3 separate regions of the Mus musculus genome follow, and regions 1 and 2 are each linked to region 3. The links are chromatin loops, found by intact Hi-C in ENCODE. Cell type or tissue: heart. All regions are shown on one strand. Each heading gives the region's core, and the rest is flanking DNA. Links, peaks and the distances in the headings are about the cores only.

Evidence for each region. Hi-C counts contacts between places; a loop is a spot of excess contacts. Peaks named below come from ENCODE experiments on the same cell type or tissue, not always from the same donor. Only the 100,000 strongest peaks of a DNase experiment are listed, where the experiment ranks them.
Region 1: a loop joins it to region 3, with 4 times the contacts of the local background. A loop is called at or near these places in 12 of 42 quality-filtered maps.
Region 2: it touches region 3 in a loop (2.4-fold over the local background); 2 of 42 quality-filtered maps call a loop at or near these places.

What each region holds. Positions count from the first base shown.
Region 1 is chr19:43,527,347-43,533,373 of GRCm38, forward strand. No RefSeq gene overlaps it. Among named protein-coding and RNA genes, the nearest start is that of Got1, 5.8 kb to the left of the region's middle. In heart, for the core only: CTCF peaks have their summits at 1,043 (motif pointing left), 3,039 (motif pointing right) and 3,323 (motif pointing right); DNase peaks (open chromatin) are centred at 895 and 3,045; H3K4me3 peaks cover 442 bases; H3K27me3 peaks cover 384 bases.
Region 2 is chr19:43,493,050-43,499,076 of GRCm38, forward strand. It overlaps Cnnm1 (cyclin M1), which reads left to right. Exons shown (of 12, transcript NM_001373992.1): 11 at 661-762; 12 at 1,910-4,161. The coding sequence ends at 1,989. Among named protein-coding and RNA genes, the nearest start is that of Got1, 29 kb to the right of the region's middle. In heart, for the core only: CTCF peaks have their summits at 2,966 (motif pointing right) and 5,526 (motif pointing right); DNase peaks (open chromatin) are centred at 3,032 and 4,582; H3K4me3 peaks cover 1,143 bases; H3K27me3 peaks cover 975 bases.
Region 3 is chr19:43,750,305-43,756,331 of GRCm38, forward strand. It overlaps Cox15 (cytochrome c oxidase assembly protein 15), which reads right to left and starts at 2,696. Exons shown (of 9, transcript NM_144874.4): 1 at 2,518-2,696; 2 at 1,040-1,230. The coding sequence starts at 2,607. Cutc (cutC copper transporter) reads left to right here and starts at 2,719. Exons shown (of 9, transcript NM_001113562.1): 1 at 2,719-2,916; 2 at 5,316-5,387. The coding sequence starts at 2,859. In heart, for the core only: a CTCF peak has its summit at 3,110 (motif pointing right); a DNase peak (open chromatin) is centred at 2,707; H3K4me3 peaks cover 1,856 bases; H3K27ac peaks cover 1,640 bases.

The DNA.
Region 1 (6,027 bases), core at 573-5,572, 220 kb before region 3:
AGGAAATGATCCAAGCAAAAGGCTTATGGAGAGGCAGCCCGCAGAGTGCCCAGGGAAAGGGCAGCTGAGGTCAGAAGACAAAGAGTCTGATAAACCTCGTCGTCGTCTACCGACAAGTTTCTAAAACTACTCAAGGAGAATCCTAGTGTCTCCTTTCTGGCTCCCACCCCACCCCACCCCACCCTCACCCTCATCTCTTTTCTTCAAAACACAAAATAAAACTGCAAAAGAGGGGTTGGGAAGCCACCCGGCAACAGCTGTGTCTGGATCATTTCCAAGAGGCAGAGAGTCGGTGGCAACTGTCCGGGACTCTAAGCTAAGCCGCACCTGATTATTTCACTCCATCTTACGCCTCAGTGCCCAGAATGTCTAAACTTAAGAATAAGTTGGGGAGGGAAGAGTTTATAGCACTTTGGGATCCTCATATCTAGGCTACTTATATGTGTGCTGTCGCTAAGGGCATTTAGAGACTGTTTTATGCTGAGCCAATATTTCTTTAGAAACCTAAGCTGCAAGAGAAGGTGTGTTCAAGGGTCACTATGTAGCCAAATGGTGGGTTAGCCAAGCACAAACCCCACTAAAAGAGTTGTATAATGGAATGGTAACTGAATTCTCTTGCTAAAGCAAGCAGCCAGTTTTCAGCTTCTCCCTCAGGTTAACTAGCTGGGTCCTGGGTGAACCTGGGTGGAAGCTTTATGCTTATCTTTCCTATGTACAGCCCTCTACCAGCATATCCCCAGCCCCAGCCCTCTACCAGCATATCCCCAGCCCCAGCCCTCTACCAGCATATCCTCAGCCTCAGCCCTCTACCAGCATATCCCCAGCCCCAAACCCTGACCGCCTCAAGGTTCGTACCAAACCAGGATGCGCCTTGCTGTGTCCTATCTCATGAAAGGACATGCCCAGCGAGGCCTGAAGCAGACAGTTTCTAAACTTAGTCCTGGACTGGATACTCACATGTGCAGGTTTTATTTAAGGCTCAGAAGACCTTTATGTTCCAAAGATATCAACAGGCCCAAGTGCAGTGAATGCTACCCTCTACTGTTGACTGTAATTAACTCCCCGGCACCATTTAGAAATCGTTGTGCCATGTAATTTTTGTGTTTAAGAAGTATCTTAAGTACAACAGTTAAAAGCCTGACCTCTGGAAGTGGATTTCCTCTGCGTGTCTCCGTTTCCTCACCTGCAATATGAAGGTAATAATAGTTCTACCCCAGGGGGTTGTCAAGAAGATTAACTTGTTTAATGCAGTTGAGCGGTTCCGTGTGAAAGTCCTTTGAATTGTATCTCATAAGAACTCAGCAGATGCTAACAGTGTCCATCAAGTGTTAATGAGATTCGTCATCACCTCTGATATCACCAACTCTGCTTTGAGAGTCCTTTAGGCTTTTTATTGAACGATGAGCAACCCAGGTGAATTATATCTAAGCTTGGATTCAGAATGAAATTCCAGCTTTGCTCTGGGTGGTAGTGGTGGCTAACCCCAGCACTCGGGAGGCAGAGGCAAGTGAAGCTCTGAGTTCAAAACCAACCTGGTCTACAGAGCCAATTCCAGGACATACACTGGAAACCTTGTCTCGAAAAACAACAATAACAACAACAACAACAAAATTCAGCTTTGCCTCTTACTAGTTTTTGAGACACTGAGTTACTTAATGTGTCTGAGTTCTGCTGTTCATATCCGTTAAGTTGTAGCATATAGACGTGTGCACAGTTAGCACATGGGTAGAAGTTATTATTATTGTCATAGAGGTTACACTTTAGTCCCTAGACAGCTGGAAGGTAATGGTTGAGCTCTCTTTGAAGTCTGTTTGATCTGGCCTCTTAGTGGGTATGCACTCTGAAATATTTTCTAGACGGAGAAGGGGCCAGGTGTGGCGGTACATGTCTGTAATCCCAGCACTTAGAAGGCGGAGGGAGAATTTGAGGTCAGCCTTAGCTACTTAATAATTCTAAGAAGTTTTTGTAAAGATCTGTAAGTGCTAGAAAACAATTAAAGAAAACAAGATAATATATTCAAAAATGAACTAAAATATGAACATGGTAATAATAGCCTTTTATATCTTTCTCCCCAAGAGAAAAAAAAAATGTCTTAGAAACCATCCCATAATTCTCCTAACATCTGGGGGGAACCTTCATTTCCACTTGCAACTTTTTAATACAGTTCCTCATGTTGTGGTGACACCCAACCATGAGATTATTTTGTACTATTTTGTATTATTTCTATTATTATATGTATAAATGTAATTTTGCTACTGTTATAAATTATAATGTAAATGTCTGATATGGAGAAAGACCCTGAGGGACTAAGGGGTCTTCACCTACAGATTGAGAAACCACTGACTTAAAACAGCAAATAAAAAAACATTAAGAGCCGGGCATGGTGGCACGCGCCTTTAATCCCAGCACTCGGGAGGCAGAGGCAGGTGGATTTCTGAGTTCCAGGCCAGCCTGGTCTGCAAAGTGAGTTTCAGGACAGCCAAGGCTATACAGAGAAACACTGTCTCAAACAACAACAACAACAACAAAAGAAAGAAAGAAAGAAAGAAAGAAAGAAAAGAAAAGAAAAGAAAAATATTAAAAATACATAAATCACGGGGGCTGGCAAGATGGCTCAGCAGGTAAGAGCACTGAGTTCAAATCCCAGCAACCACATGGTGGCTCACAACCACCCGAAATGAGCTACAGTGTACCTATTTAAAATAATAAATAAACCTTTGGGCCAGAGCGAGCAAGGAAGCCAGTGGGACCAATGAGAGCGAATAAATAAATTTTTAAAAAATACATAAATCACAAAAAGAATACTAAGCAAAAAACAAACAAACAAAACAAAACAAAAACATTTCAGAATGGGCCCCGTGTCTACGTAGATCTGCTCATTATAGATGCAGTGTCTTACTGCTAACGTCATGCCTCCTCGCCTCCTCCTCCTCCTTCTTCTCCTCCTCCCTCCTCTTCCTCTTTTGAGATTTCATTTCTTGTTTTTTCATGAAGATGCTCCTGCAAGCATGTGCTCAAAGTTGCCACAAGAGGGCGTCGAATGCCTTGGAGTCGGGCGTACAGGCAGGCTGGAAAGGAGTCTCTGGAAGCTGAGCCGCCTCTCCAGCCCCAGTGACTTCCATTGTATCTCTCCGAGTTGTGTCCTTTCCCCTCTGTTTAGTTAGACATGACCTCAAGTTGTAAGCTTTGGTACAAGGTGGACGCAAATGAAAAGGGCACACTCAATGTCTTTGCCAGAAAACAGTGTTTTAACTCCTAACTTCTTAAGACACTATAACCGATGGCTTGACTCTTGCTCAAAGCCAGAAGAGACAAGCTTCTAACATTTCAACATCTGGCAGTAGAGGGCAGCACTACCCTTTTTTTGAGAAATGTTGAGCATCTAGGGAAAAGGGGAAAGGCTCCCAACCGTTTTGTTGTTGTTGTTTTAATTTTACTTTATCCATACAAGTTCTTTTTAAAATTTATTTTTCTTATTGCTTATTGGTCTTATAGAAGGAATCCCATATCTTCTATTTGCTTAATAATGGAAGACCGAGTACTTAGTGAAAACCAGAGTTTTCAGGTGTTCTGCTGGGTGTGCTGTCTGGCAAAGGTAAAAAGTGGCTCAACCTTAGGCAGCCAGATAGCAGTCTTCTATGAACACAGTAAACGCTCCTGAACTTTCTAGATCGTCTTTCTGAAGCAGGATGTGGGTTTTTTTAATGTGTGTAAATCATATGCTCACAACCCTGATGATGGCTTCTAAATTCTTACTCACTGACTTCATTCCGCTGTGTCAGTGTTCATTTCTAGCGCGTTTGGGGCGGATCAGGGCAAATGCAGACGTAGGCCAGGTATTGTGACTTTAAGGAACGATGTTCCACAGGGTGGGGGAGGGACTTCTTTGCTGAAGCTTCGGTTGCCTGACAGCTGTGCGTAAACAGCTTGTGTGCTCGATCGATTCTATTACACTATGATTTGAATTTCTCTAAGCAATAAAAGGGGGGGGGTCTGACTTTTGTGCTAAGTGTAGCTCAATCTCTTTGTCAGGAGGACACGGAGGAGAGAATAACCCTAATTTTAGAAAATATATAGCAGAAGTGTTCTTAGTATATTTGAGTTCTATCCTGACCCTGGAAAGATTTTTTGGCAACGAATCTTCAGTGCAAACTTAAACAACCCTCCTGAGGAGAAAGTGGTGGCAGACATTAAGTCTAGCCCCAGCCCTGCCTTGTCAACTGGGCGAATTATAACTTCTGAGCCTGTTTTCCTCCGCTCTTAAGCAGAGATGCCTCAGGATTTATTAGAAGAGCTAATTCAGAAAGTGGCATGGCTCAGTGGTTAGAGCACTGGCTGCTGCTCTTCTAGAGGATCCTGGTTCGATTCCCAGCAGCCACATGGCAGCTCACAACTGTCTGTAACTCCAATCCCAGGGGATCTGATGCCTTCCTCCGGCCGTTGTGAGCACTAGGCACACACGTGGTACACAGACATACATGCAGACAAAACACCCATACACATAAAAATAAATAAATGAGCAAAAATTTAATTGCTTTAAAAGCTATTTAGATACCTAACGAGTTTTTCTATCATTGTAGCCCAAAGAGGTCAATACTGTTCTAAACATATAAGACTTTCTGCTTCTTCTCATCTGGTGTCTTTACATTGCCTGGATTGCTAGTTAATTGTCATGTAACCTTAACTATCTCCCTAACTTGATTGCTAGTTTCTTAAGACCCAAAACCATTAGACCTAACTCTCTGCATGTTCCATGACAAAAAAAAAAAAAAAAAAAAAAAAAAAAAGGTATTTGGTGCCTAATTTGAACATAAATATTTGTTGATTGATTAAAGACAAGCTCTTTAAAATTACATTAATACAAAATTAGCTCTTTTGCCGTGTTTTTGTTTTTTTTTTTAAGTAACACTATCTTGACCATTTTAAGTTCACTATACAGTAGTGTTAGCCGTGTTTGCACTGTTGTGTAACAGCTCCCTGGACTTTTCCATCCAGGATGAAAACTGTTCATAACCCTCCCACATTGCTAGTTCCAGCTCCCAGAGGCTTCTTGGTCGACTGAGCAAAACAAGAAAAGAATTCATGAGTTTTTAGGAGTTTGGCTGTTTGGGGGGGTGGGGGTGTTTCCTGGTCACCTAGAGACTTCCATCCTTACCTTGTGGATAATCTGCACTAGTTTCTCTAAGCTGTGGAGTAGCCACAGGTCTGGGCAGAGGCACCAGAAAAGAAGCACTTTCACCAATTGTTTATGTCTGGTATATAACTGAGCACTAACGAGAAGAGAACTATCAGGACAAAACTAGATATTCACCTTGATAATTATTTGATTTTCAGAATAACTGAGTTTTGTTATATAGTGAAAACAATGTTGTTTTTTTTTTTTTATGTGTATGAGTGGTTTCGCCTGCATGTTTTTTTTTTTTTTTTTTTGCCTGCAGTGTGTGTGCAGTGCCCTCAGAAGTGAGACCATGTTGTTAGATCCCCTGGACCTGGAGTTACAGACAGTTGTAAGCTTTGATGTGGGTGCTGGGAACCGAGCCCAGGTCTTCTGCAAGAGGAATAAGTGCTCCTGACCAAGGAACAACGTCTTCAGAGCCCCCCACCCCCAAAATAGATAACTGGTCACAAACAGAAGCAGCCAACAAATATCTCAAAATGACTCTCATTATTAATTTGGAGTCATACCAATTTATCGATGCTTACCCACCACGCGGATAAAAATGTAAAATACTGATTAGCGTTGGGGAGAAAGAGCACTGGCATCACTGTTGAGGGCAGTGCCCCTCCATAGACTCTGAAGAGAGCATCTCCGCAACATTAAGGTGTGCATGCCATGTCTAAGAGCCTACCCCAGTGAAATGTATACAAGTCTGCAAAGATAGGCAGCTACACAGACAATAAGCAATACAGCACTGTTTGAACAACAACAACAACAACAAAAAACCTAGCGAATACTAGTATTATTTTTTTATAAACTCTCAAGTCATACTTTGGTTGAAAACTACCAGATTTGAAAGGGATTTCATA
Region 2 (6,027 bases), core at 573-5,572, 260 kb before region 3:
GGGAGGCTTGAATCCTTTCTGGGCTCTAAGATTCTAAGACGACACAGGTGTGCACCCTGTTATGACAGTGCTCAATGTCTGGCACAGACACTAAGTAGGGACACTTAGGATCTTCCTCCCTCTCCTGCCAGAGGGTATCTGCAGAGGTGTCATTATTCTGACTTTTGAGTAGACTGTTGGGTTACAGGTCCTGTTGTCTGTTCCCTTTGTGGCAGTAAAATGTCACTTGCCAACTAATAAACAACACCTTTCAGGAGTCTGTCTACCTGTCTCTGTCTCTGTCTCTGTCTGTCTGTCTCTCTCTCTCTCTCACACTGTCACTCACAGAGAGGTCCCACCCTTTTACCCTGTCACTCACAGAGAGGTCCCACCCTTTTACCCTGTCACTCACAGAGAGGCCCCACCCTTTCACCTTGTCACTCACAGAGAGGCCCCACCCTTTCACCTTGTCACTCACAGAGAGTCCCACCCTTTTACCCTGTCACTCACAGAGAGGTCCCACCCTTTTACCCTGTCACTCACAGAGAGGTCCCACCCTTTTACCCTGTCTCTCACAGAGAGGTCCCACCCCTGGACCCTGTCTGTCACTCTCAGAAAGGCATCCCTCAGAACCTCCCTGATGACATTTAGGTTGGAGACCTGAGTCTGCTCTCCCTTCAGCTTCGGATCCTGAATGCTGTAATATCCACCTGGATCCAGAGGCCAGCCCCTGCAGCAGCGACTCTGAGGAAAACATGGGCAAGAAGCTGCTGAGAACCTTGAGTGAGTATCCCTCTCCCAGACCAAAGCTCCTCACCAAGTAGTTGGGAAAGCAAGTGAGGCCTGTCCTCCCGGGGGGAGGGGGTGGGGTGAGGCTTGCATACTCTTACCACAGCTCTGGAAATCCACAGCAGGGCCTGAGCCAGCGCCACACCTGTGATACTGCTCAAATCTGTCCCATCGCACTGGTGATCTCCTAGGACAGGAGTCTTACAGACATGTCTTAAAGTCAAATTCTGACTAGTCATGTGATTTTTTTATAGTAGGGACCTTTGGACCATAGGTCCGTTTGTCATATGTAGTCACAGTGGTAAGACTGAACGATTGTGACAGAGACCTTAGAGCCTGTAAAACCTATAATATTTACTGTATAGTCCTTTGGGAAAAAAACTGTGTCCAGGAGACTCCAAGAAAGGAAAGCAAAGGGCTGGACCATGTCTCTGTGGGTGAGGGTGCTTGCTGCCGGGCCTGAGGGCCTGAGTTCGAGCCCAGGACCCACGTGGTGAGAGGAGAGAATGACACCGTGGCACCCACACGACAACACACATCCATACACACATGTGCAAATGCGCACACATGAAATAAATATTCTTTAAGGAGGGGAAGGAGAGCATCCTCCTCCTGAGACAGAGGTCAACAGCTGAGAAAGCAGGATGAAAATGCTCCTGAAAACCCCCAAAGTCCGCCTTCGAGGGCATTATCCAATCAGCATCACCTGGCCCAGGGTAGGCGGGAGATGCCCTGAACCAGGGCCCTGGGGAAGTCCTGAACCCAGCTGTGGCCCATGGGACACGAAAGACTGGGAGACTAGTACTGTGTGGTGTCTGGCAGTCAGTTGAGCTGGGGCCTTCCAGGGAAAAGAGAGATGGCTTTTGGGGGACTACCTCAATCCCTTCTGTGCACCCTCTACTATACGCTAGTGCCAGGGGGACTGAGCCTTTTCAGAAATGCTCCTCTTTTGGGAAAGTGCTTCAAGGTGTAAAGGTGCAGACATCCGCACCATGGTTCCATTGCATGAGTTCCAAGGCAGGGCTATGTCTCCCCTCCTGCGTCTGTGAGGACAGAAGAGTCCTCAGGCTGCTGACAGTGCGTGAACGTCCCCCGTCCCCCCCCCCCATCCCCCCATGGATGCTGACAACCTGTTTTTCAGGTGGCCGGAAAAGAAAGAAGTCCGCAGACGGGGAGCGAGCCTCCGAGGAAAACTCCAATTTAACGCCCCTGATCACATGACCAGGTCTTCCCTCATTGGCTGAGTGTGAGACTCTGAGGCTTTGGGGGAAGACCCACCCTCCCGTCACTCGCCACCCCCAAGGCCTCCCATCAGTGACAGAACATTCGGCCCTTCACCCTTCACCCCTCAGTCAGTCTGGCACGTTTTATCAGTTGCCTCCAGTCTGACACAGAAGGAGACGCCTGTAATGGAAGACGCTAGAAATGGTTTTGTCTGTAGCATAGTCTAAGAACTGGCCAGGGCCGACGCAAAGCTGAGAATGCCATTCTGAGGCTCCCAATAATAATCTTTGTTCTTTGGTGTCCCTGGGCCACAGGAGACCCATGTCCTGGAATTCACCATTCTTTCTTCCAGGACAAAATAATGCTTTCTACCATAGTTCATGCTTAGCATTCGCTCAGACAGTGATGCGGGCAGAGAGGTGTACTGGAGTCTAGAGGAGCCGGTGTGAAAATCAGCTCCAGGGATGGACAGATGGACAAGGATTGTTCCCTGTTAGTGTGTGGATTCTCCCCACAGCCTGGGGAAGGGCAGTTCGGCTGCAGTGAAGAAAGAGAGAGGAAGCCCTGAGTCCCTGTATCTCCCAGAGACGTCAGTTTGGGCTTCCCGAGTCTATAAGCTTGCTTCAGAAGAGGAGGTTCAGGGGACACAGAGACCAAGTTGTGAGCCAGATACAGAACTTCAGGTTTTAAGTGAAAATAAAAGCAGGAAAAAAAAAAAAAAACAACTTACATGAAAAATTGTAAGTTGTTAAAATTTGTGTAGCCATGATAAACCAAAGAGTGCCCAGGTCGGCCAGGACGGATGTGCCGTGCTGTCACGGGACTTCACTGTGCTTGACACAGGAATGTTGAACGCTCATTTTTCTTTTTCACATACCCCCTCCTCAGGCCTCTTTACTACATCCCTTGCTGGTCAGCTAAGTATTCCAAAAACCTACCAGATCCAGGGGTTTTAGCCCTGGATGTTGGGGCAGATGCAATTCTAATCATAACCACAAGATGGCAGAGTGACCATGCATATCTACTCCTACGAATCATGTAGGTGTTGGGAAACACAACCAGCCCAAGGGAAAATTTCAAAGTCAAGTTTGAGTTTCTGATTCGTTTCCCACCCCATCCTTGCACACCTCCAGTCAGTGCCCAGAGATCCAGTGCTGCCTGCTGAATCTCCAACTATTCCCTAGCTGCCTCCCCCAACCTCCACTCCCACCCCACCCCCATTCAGTCACGGGGAAATACTTGCCCACAGGAACTTTTAACTCAGGGGTTGTTGACCTGGGGCCATTACCCCATGGGGGTCCATAGTTTGACTCCAGTGGGCTAAAGAGCCCTTAAAATTGTCGGAAGTGTTTTTGTGTGTTTTTCAGAAGCTTGAAGCTTTCTTAATATTCTCAAAGTTCCCAGATCCAGGAAGGCTTTTTAACTGTTTTGAATAATGGAACTTTCAGCCCGATGTTTCTGCAATGCAGAGTGAATTCTGGGATGCTTGAGAAGAGTGTTTGATTATAAAGTGGTGAAGCATTCTTGTCAATGGGGGAAGGTTGGGACCCACCAAGACAGGGTCCTTAGAAATCCCTGGCACACCACGCAGTAGGGTCACAACCTACATCCCATATAACTTTTGCCCACTGTCTACCAAACCCACAGTAGGTATTGCCAAGAGGGCCGTAGCCCATGGGAGGGAAGTTTGGAGCCAGAGATGCCTCTTCTGTGTATGTCATGGACTTCACATGCCCCTTGTTTAGCCTGGCTGCCCTGAGGCTCAGCCATGCATGTGTTCTAGCTAAGTCCACAGCCACCTCTCCCAACCTGCTCCTGCCTGCTCAGAATACAGTGCCAGCCCTTAGTGCTGGTGTCGCAGACCTAGGCCAGTAAGTGATGATGAGTTTGGAACAAGATCTCACAAGGGAGCCCTGCTAGGTAAAGTTCCCTCTCATTAGTCCTTTGGCCACCAGGCTCAGGCCACTACTGTTGTATTAACTCCACCCTCTGCAGACCCTCTAAGGGACCTGTCACCATTCCTTTCCCTAGCTCCCAAGCCCCACCCCCCCCCTCCGATTTTCTTCAGGTTAAAATACATTTTAAAAAAAGATTTTAAAATAAAGTATTTATGAAAACTCAATAAATTGTAAATAATTTTTAAATAAAATAAAAATGTGTTTTCCTGGACTAGCTGCTTTGCTTGCCCATGGGATTCTGGAGTTTGAAAATGGTTTCATTTGAGATGCGTGTCAGACAATGCACAGGTGTCAACATCTCACCTGTGTGGCCCACCTGCCTGCAGGGCACTAACTACCCTTGAGGCAGGTGCGAGGCTGAGGTAAGGTTACAGCAAAGTTCGGGTACTTCAGGTAGACTTTGCTTTGGGAAGTCAGGTGAGTCGGATTTTTATAGGAATGAACGGCAGAAGAGGGAAGTAAACCTAAGACTGGATGTAAGTGGAGACAAGGGGGTATTAAGAGGATACTGAGAAGGGCCAGTGGCTGCTGAACCCATGTGACCATGAGAAAAGACCAGGATGTTGGAGGCCAGACCCTACACCCCTGAGACTCTGCTGGCTTTCTCGGACCTTCTGGAACATCAAGATGGCCCCATTCCAGTGGTTCCTACGCAAAGGCTAGAGGCAGGAACAAGAAAGCAGTGGGCCAGAGGTTCCGTGTGCAGTTAGCTGGCTCCAGAAGGCGGACCAGCCAGGCAGCTTGCAAGCAGTGTAACAAGACCATTAGAGGGTTATGCTGGAACAATACAGGATTCTTCTCTGGAGACCCAATCGGGGCTATTCTTTCCTTAATACGCTAAAGGCTGTTTTCTCTGGGCTACACTTAGCAGGTGGTGTAATAAAGGCTGCTTAACTCATTTCTCAAAACTGCCTCTCAAAGGCGCTGATGCCTTTGGACAACTTGATTGAAGTTTTGGCAAGTTGGAGTTTTCTGTTTGCCCACCTCTGAAGTCTACCATGCACCCACATCTGAGAGCTCTTGCAGTGTCCCCCAAACATCCACAGAACCCCAGACACAGTACAGGACACGCTAACCAATTTGTCCCACTTCATCTTTTTTTTTTTTCTTTAAAATACTAAAAACTTTTTTAGCATGTTGGTACTGGCATTGAGACTTAAAGTTGTTTCCTTAATTTAAATAGTTTTGGCACTCCCCCTAGAAGAAAAATTAGAAATTTTTCTAATAAATAAATTTTTATAAAATAAATTTAAAAATAAAAAACTAGAAGAAAAATTCTCTTTCCCTAACAAGAAAAGTATGCCCTAGTAAGAGTTTACTGGGGAGCCAGTCAGTGGTGGCGCACACCTTTAATCCCAGCACGGGAGGCAGAGGCAGGCAGATTTCTGAGTTTAAGGCCAGCCTGGTTTACAGAGTGAGTTCCAGGACAGTCAGGGATACACAGAGAGACCCTGTCTCAAAAAAAAAAAAAAAAAAAAAAAAGGTGGGGGGTGGTTACTGGGTAGGACATTTTGGAGGGCCACATTGATCAAAATTGTTTTTTAAGATTTATTTATGTGTATGCCTTAGCATATGTAGGTACCCCTGGAAGCCAGAAGAGGGCGTCAGATCCCCTTGATCTGGAATTCCGGGCAGTTGTGGTTTCATGTGGGTGCTAGAAACAGAACCCCAGTCCTCTGCAAGAGCAACAAGCAATGCTCTTTTGCTCACAACAACCAAGTCTGTCCCCATCAGAGGTACTGGAGTCTGATGGCTTAAGCCACCCCTAGGGAGAATGCAAGAAACTCTTCCAGGGAAGGCAGCATCCTAGAGCTGAAAGAACAAACCTCAATAAAGGATACAAATGGAAACAAGCTGCAAGCTAACGTCTAATAACCTTTACCTCGTCCACACCCAGCAGCCTGGGGCACCTACAGAGAGTCAGCCCAGCCAGATGGTAGGATCTGCAAGGGCGGAGGGCTTTGCAAAGGAAAGCCAGACCAGGGATAACCACCGTTCCTCTCCGAAGGCAGGAAGCCAGACTGTTTCAGTACCAACAGACTGATTCAAAGAAAGGAATGAGGAATGACGGCAGAAT
Region 3 (6,027 bases), core at 608-5,607:
ACTATCAACACAATCCTCACAGTGTACTAAGATCTATCTAATGCGTTTAAATATATGCACTTCAGTGATCTGTTTGGTTTTATTTTATGTGCTTTAGTGTTTTGCCTGCATGTGTGTCTTCGTTACAGTGCCAGATCCCCTGGAGCTGGAGTTACAGACTGTTATGAGCTGTTGTGTGGCTGCTGGGAATTGAACCCAGGCCCTTTGGAAGAATAGCCAGTGCTCTTAACTGCTGACCCATCTCTCCAGCCCCAGTATATTATGCACTTTAAAATCCAAATCCTGTCCTTGTAACCTTTGGAGGATCTTGGCAACAGACTCATTATTTTGGAAATTAGTGAACAAAGAAAACCAGTATCCTCCTCCTGCCTTTCTCATAAAGACTATCTCCTGGGGTGATGACAACACAAACTACCATTTTGGAATTCTCACGAAATAATGGATTCAGGCAATAGTAATCAAGTCAGCTGAATAATGGATTCAGGCAATAGTAATCAAGTCAGCTGAAGTCCCCAACAGATCCCGGAGTGAATGCTGCATCACCTAGGCAATGTTCTGTCCCCTCATTCCCAATCTGAATCTAATAAACAACTACTCATTTAAAGGACAAAGGATATGTTAACCATCACCAGATAGTCCCTGGTTACTTTGGGTAACCACAGGACAAATGACTTGGTCTTGTACAATAATAACAGAGCTATAATAAATACATAAAAGTAAAAGATGTTAGAGGAAGGGAAAGCCTAAATCCATAAAGTCAGTTTATAGATATTAAGACAACCTAAGAGATACATGAAGCGGCTGTGATTTATGTATGATCTTAACACTGGAGAGGTAAAAATATATAGAAACAACGCCCAGCAACAGTTAAGACTGAAACTGGTCCTGATAATGAAACTCCTACTAATAAAAAGCCAACCTGTTCTAAGGCAGAGCAGGCTACCAGTTTCCCCATCTGTAATGGAGCGAGCTAGAGTAGATGAGGCCCAACGCTCCCTTTTTGGCTGATAACCTGATTCACCAAGAGTAAATGACTCACCTGGTCACTCCTCCCAGAATAACTGCTCCAGCCACTGTCCCACTGCACACCAGAAGCCATCGGCCCACCGCCCGCTCGGCTGCCCTCGAAGGAAGGGACACTGTCCCTTTTCCGGATTGCAGAGCCACTTCAGTGATGGTGCTGTACTGTCCTGGCCTCAGAGGACGCTGGCTGCCACAGCTGCTGCCACACTAAGGAGCAAGACAGAAAATCGTAACTGAAGAATCTGCTACCAACACTTATCCTCAATTTAACTGGAGTAAAGCCCCTGTAAGGCTGCATTTCACAGCTACCGCTCTGGTTAATCACCGACTCTCATCTGCACTACTGAGCCCTTTCTTACTGGGTTCTCAGTCTCTAAATGTGCTATTCCCTCCCACACACTTCCATTTATACTACCCACTGGAGATCGGGGCTGGCATCGTTATGCCCCAGACTTTCCTGGATCTTACAACAGGTTACTGTCACAGCACAAAGTACCTTCCCTACCACAAGCCTTAACACACAGTCATGTATCAGGTGATCTGTCCCTATGCCCCACTAAGCTGGGAGCTCTTCCTCTTGCTCCCTTTGTAGTACTGGGTCCTTACACAGCAAGACCTAATACATATTTGGTACTCGAACTAACAATTGAATGAACTGACTCCTCAAGGGCAGGCACTATGTGGGCATATTTTTTTTTCCAGGAACATAACAAACTCTAGAATTCTCTGGTTTCTCTTCACACCATAAAGATCTTTCACCTTTTACTACTGATTATCAGAGAAGAGAATACATGTCTTCTTTTGAGTCTAACACTAAGAGCAAAAATATGTTGGCCGGGCGGTAGTAGCGCACACCTTTAGTCCCAGCACTCGGGAGGCAGAGGCAGGTGGATTTCTAAGTTCAAGGCCAGCCTGGTCTACAAAGTGAGTTCCAGGACAGCCAGGGCTACACAGAGAAACCCTGTCTCGAAAAACCAAAAAAAAAAAAAAAAAAAAAAAAGTATGTTCAGTTTCCTACTTCTAAGTAACTGGGTATCTTAGACAAGCAACTTAAAGTAAGTCTCAATTTCCTTCACTGTGGAATGGGGCTACATAGGAGTTCCTGACTGCCTGGTGGCTTTTAGCAAAAACCAAATGTGCAAATAAATGCATAAATAAATAAAATAAAAAGAAAAGAAAAATTACTGAGCCTTTATCACGTGCTAAGGGTTTGATGTATATTTAAAATTTTAATCCTTACAAACACCTTGTGTAACAGGTCGTTCTCCCATTCTACAGAAAAGGAAATTGAAACTTAAAAGCTAAGTAAATTGGTCAGTCATACACAGCAGTGGGTAATATTTCCGGATCCGCATTCAGGGAGGTGTCGGGACACAAGGAAATATGTCCTGAAATGAGAAGGCGAGCCGGACTTGCAGGGCGGTCCGTTTACTTTATCCTGGCCTTTTTTATCCCAGCCCGGCTTCCGTGATCCGAGCCAGCAGGAGTGGGTACCTGTGTTCTGGACGCCACCCTAGGGACCAGGAGCCCGACATTGCGGCTCCCCGTCAAGGCCCTCAGGGACGGAAGGAGCAACCGTTGCATGCTGACAGTACAGCGCCACTGCCGGAGCGCCCCAGCGAGCTGCGGTCCGCTTCTCCGCTCCCGAAAGAACAAGCACTTCCGGGTCAGGCGTCGTGCGCGCCCCCTCGCGCTAGGTTGGCCACTGCGCGTGCACGCACGACTCCCTGGGAGGCTGCCGGGCACGGGCGTCGGGGACGCGCCTCCTCCGTCGCTCGCGCGGCCGCGGGGACTCAGTGGAAACCGAAGGCGAGCGAGGGAGGAACGCGGGAAGCATGAAGAAAGGGGCTTCTTGCGAGCGGAAACAGGCGTGGATATCGTCGGGGAAGGCGGGTGCGGAAGGTGGCGGGGCAGGGGGGCGGTCGGCCGGTGGACCCCGGGGTGGGTCCCGGCTTGCCAGGCTTTCCCGCGGTCGAGTTTCTCAGTGCTCCGGAGTCCCGGGCAGTCACGCAGTCCCTCAGCTGCTCCTGGATCCCCGCCAGTCTCGCAAGTGCCCTCAGCGTCCCGCCGCCCCTAGGGCCACAAGAGGGCACCATACCACCTCCCTGTCTCTGTGGTAGATAATAAAAGTGTGGTGACAGCTCTACAACCTAGAGCTGCCACCGAGGGTGGCGAGTGGGATCCGTTCCCACAGCCATTGCGTAACAGATGACTGGTTGCTTCCTGCGGGAGATATGCCTATTAATATGTCAAGACAAATAACTTTTATGAAGGATAAATATCCCTAAACAAAACAGCAAAAGGGGCAATGCTCTGTATTTTGCAAATCTCTTTTAATATCTCACTTGATGGAAGGTAGTTGGATTCTCATACCTGTCTCAGCGTGTTTAAGTGTTCTAAAGCTGCAGTCCGCTCCCAAGAGGCAAATACAGACACAGACTCCCCAAAGCCATCTGGAGTCTCTAACTTTGAGCACTACTGCTTCAAATGTCTTTTTTGATCCCTACTTTTTGCTTTTTGCTCAGGCTCCTGTTGCAACAGTTTGTAGACATTCCCATACTTTTGTATGGAGCTCCTGATACTCCTTCAGCATCTTCAGCCCCACTGGTGGGGCTGTTACCAGATTTGTGGAGTTACTGTATTGTTGTTTACGACCATTGGTTAATGTTTGAATCCTAATCTATGGGACTGATAGTCTTTTATTAAATCAATGACTATTGCAACTTATTAGGAGGTGACAGATTTTTGTTTGTTTCTCCAAGTAATCTTTCATCATAAAAGCAATATCAGGTAGAAGAAGTCAAGCAATATAGAAAGGTAAAAATAATTCCAAATTCATTGCCCAGGAGTAACCACTATTAGAATGTGGTGACTGTTCTCGCAGAGATCAATACATGAAGCATGAATTAAACACTTTAAAAGTGTGTTGGTAATTATTGTGTGGGGGTGGGTACATGTGCCATAGTAAGTGTGTGGAGGTCTGAGGACAGCTTTGTCGAGTTAATTCTCTCCTTCCAACTTTAAATACATTCAGGGAATGAGCTCAGGTTGTCAGACTTGCACAGTAAGTAGCTTTACCCATTGAGCCATTTTCTAGGCTCCAACATTTAAAACTGATAACTAAAAGTGAGTTATATGGGCTGAAGAGATGGCTCAGCGGTTAAGAGCACTGACTGCTCTTCAATTGAACCTGAGTTCAATTCCCAGCAACTACATGGTGGCTCACAACCATCAGTAATGGGATCTGATGCCCTCTTCTAGTGTGGGTCTGAAGACAGCTGCAGTGTATTCATATAAATAAAAATTAAATAAATCTTTTTTAAAAATGAGTTATACATTTAACTTGCAGGAAAACCCCAAAGCTGCTAACACCACACTTTTTATTATCAACATATGAATCTGTAATTCAGATTTTACTGTATATTTGACTTGTTAGCATGGTAGGACCGACCTTTGCTTTCTGAGAGGTGACTATAAAGAATCCTTATAATGACCTTATTAAGGAACTTCACGTCAACTATAACGACCAGATGTTTATCTCATAAATAAGAGGTGAAACTAGGGGTTTAGTGAGAAATATATAAACTCAAGTTATTGGAGTTCAAAAGAAGTAGATAAAAGTTTCTACTTTGGGAGGAAAAAAAAAAAACGTGGAAATGTGACTTGGTATGGTCCTTGGAAAAGTTTAGCATTCGAAGATTAAACTAGAAGGGTTTTGTCAACTGAGATAGTATAATCATTGGCAAAAATGGAGACTGAAGGGAATGAGTCATAAAGAGGAAACCCTGTATCTTAATGGGTTTGAATGCTTAGTATGAGAGCCTTTATGTAAGTTATCTCAGTGTTCAGTACCCTGAGGTAGGAACTGAAGCCCACTCTTGTTTTATAGAAAATGTAAGTAACTTGTCTGGGATCACACAGGGAATAAAGTAGTGGGACCAGGGTTTGAAATCCAATTCTCGTTTTTTATAACGCCTGGCATTGAGAAACACTCTGAGAGTCTGAGCTGGGATACACGGGGATGAGGTCTCTGTGTTAGGGAGATTAGTGTCCCATTTACTGTGTAGTAAAGATGGTTTCAGTTTGGTTTCTTATGTGTGTGTCTGTATATCTATTTCATGGTCTAGAGATGTCAATTTTAATGAATGACATTTTACCACATAGATGGGCCTTAGTGCATCAATTTATTATTCTATTGCACATGTGAATTCAGGCAGCAAAATTATGAAGTATTTATGGGAGATTTGTATTAATTGCTAGTTCCTTCAAGAATGTCTGTTCATATATTTTAGGAGCAGGAAATGGATTTCTTATGGAAGTGTGTGTAGATTCGGTGGAGTCCGCTGTGAATGCAGAAAGAGGAGGTAAGGAAAACTAGATGATACATGATGGCTGGCAACCTTTTGAGAGTCTGAAAATGAATCCTATGAACTGACCTCAAAAGCTTTGCACGTGGGAGGCTACAGCAGAAGTGCCACTATGAGTTCCATGTGAGTTATTGAGACTCCATTAAAAAAATTTAAAAAGCCTTGTCATCTCTCCAATAGCAACAGTCCTTTCAGAAACAACTAACTAGAAAACCTACTGAAGAGCTTGGTGTGGTGGTGCGTGCTTACAGTCCCAGCATGGTCTAATCTGTCTAATCTCCCCATTCCCCAAGCAGGCCACATTTCAAGTCAAGTGTCTATAATCCTGCTAACTCATTAACATGATTATTTTATTGCACTTGACACAAATTTAAAAGTTTGAAAGAGTTTAAAGATCTCTTAGGGGTCTGAGCATAAGAGTTTAGTTTGGCTCCCAGTTTGAAGCACTGAAGGCATGGCAGCAGAGCGTGGTGAGACAGCTGTGTCTGTGTCTTACATTGTGTCTGTAGTCAGGAAACAGAAATGGATGCTGGTGCTCAGTTGGCTTCCTCTCTGTTTTTGGTTTGGAACTCCAGCCTATGAAATAGTGCTACCCACATACAATGTGAATCTTTACTTCTCAGTGAAACTTCTCTGG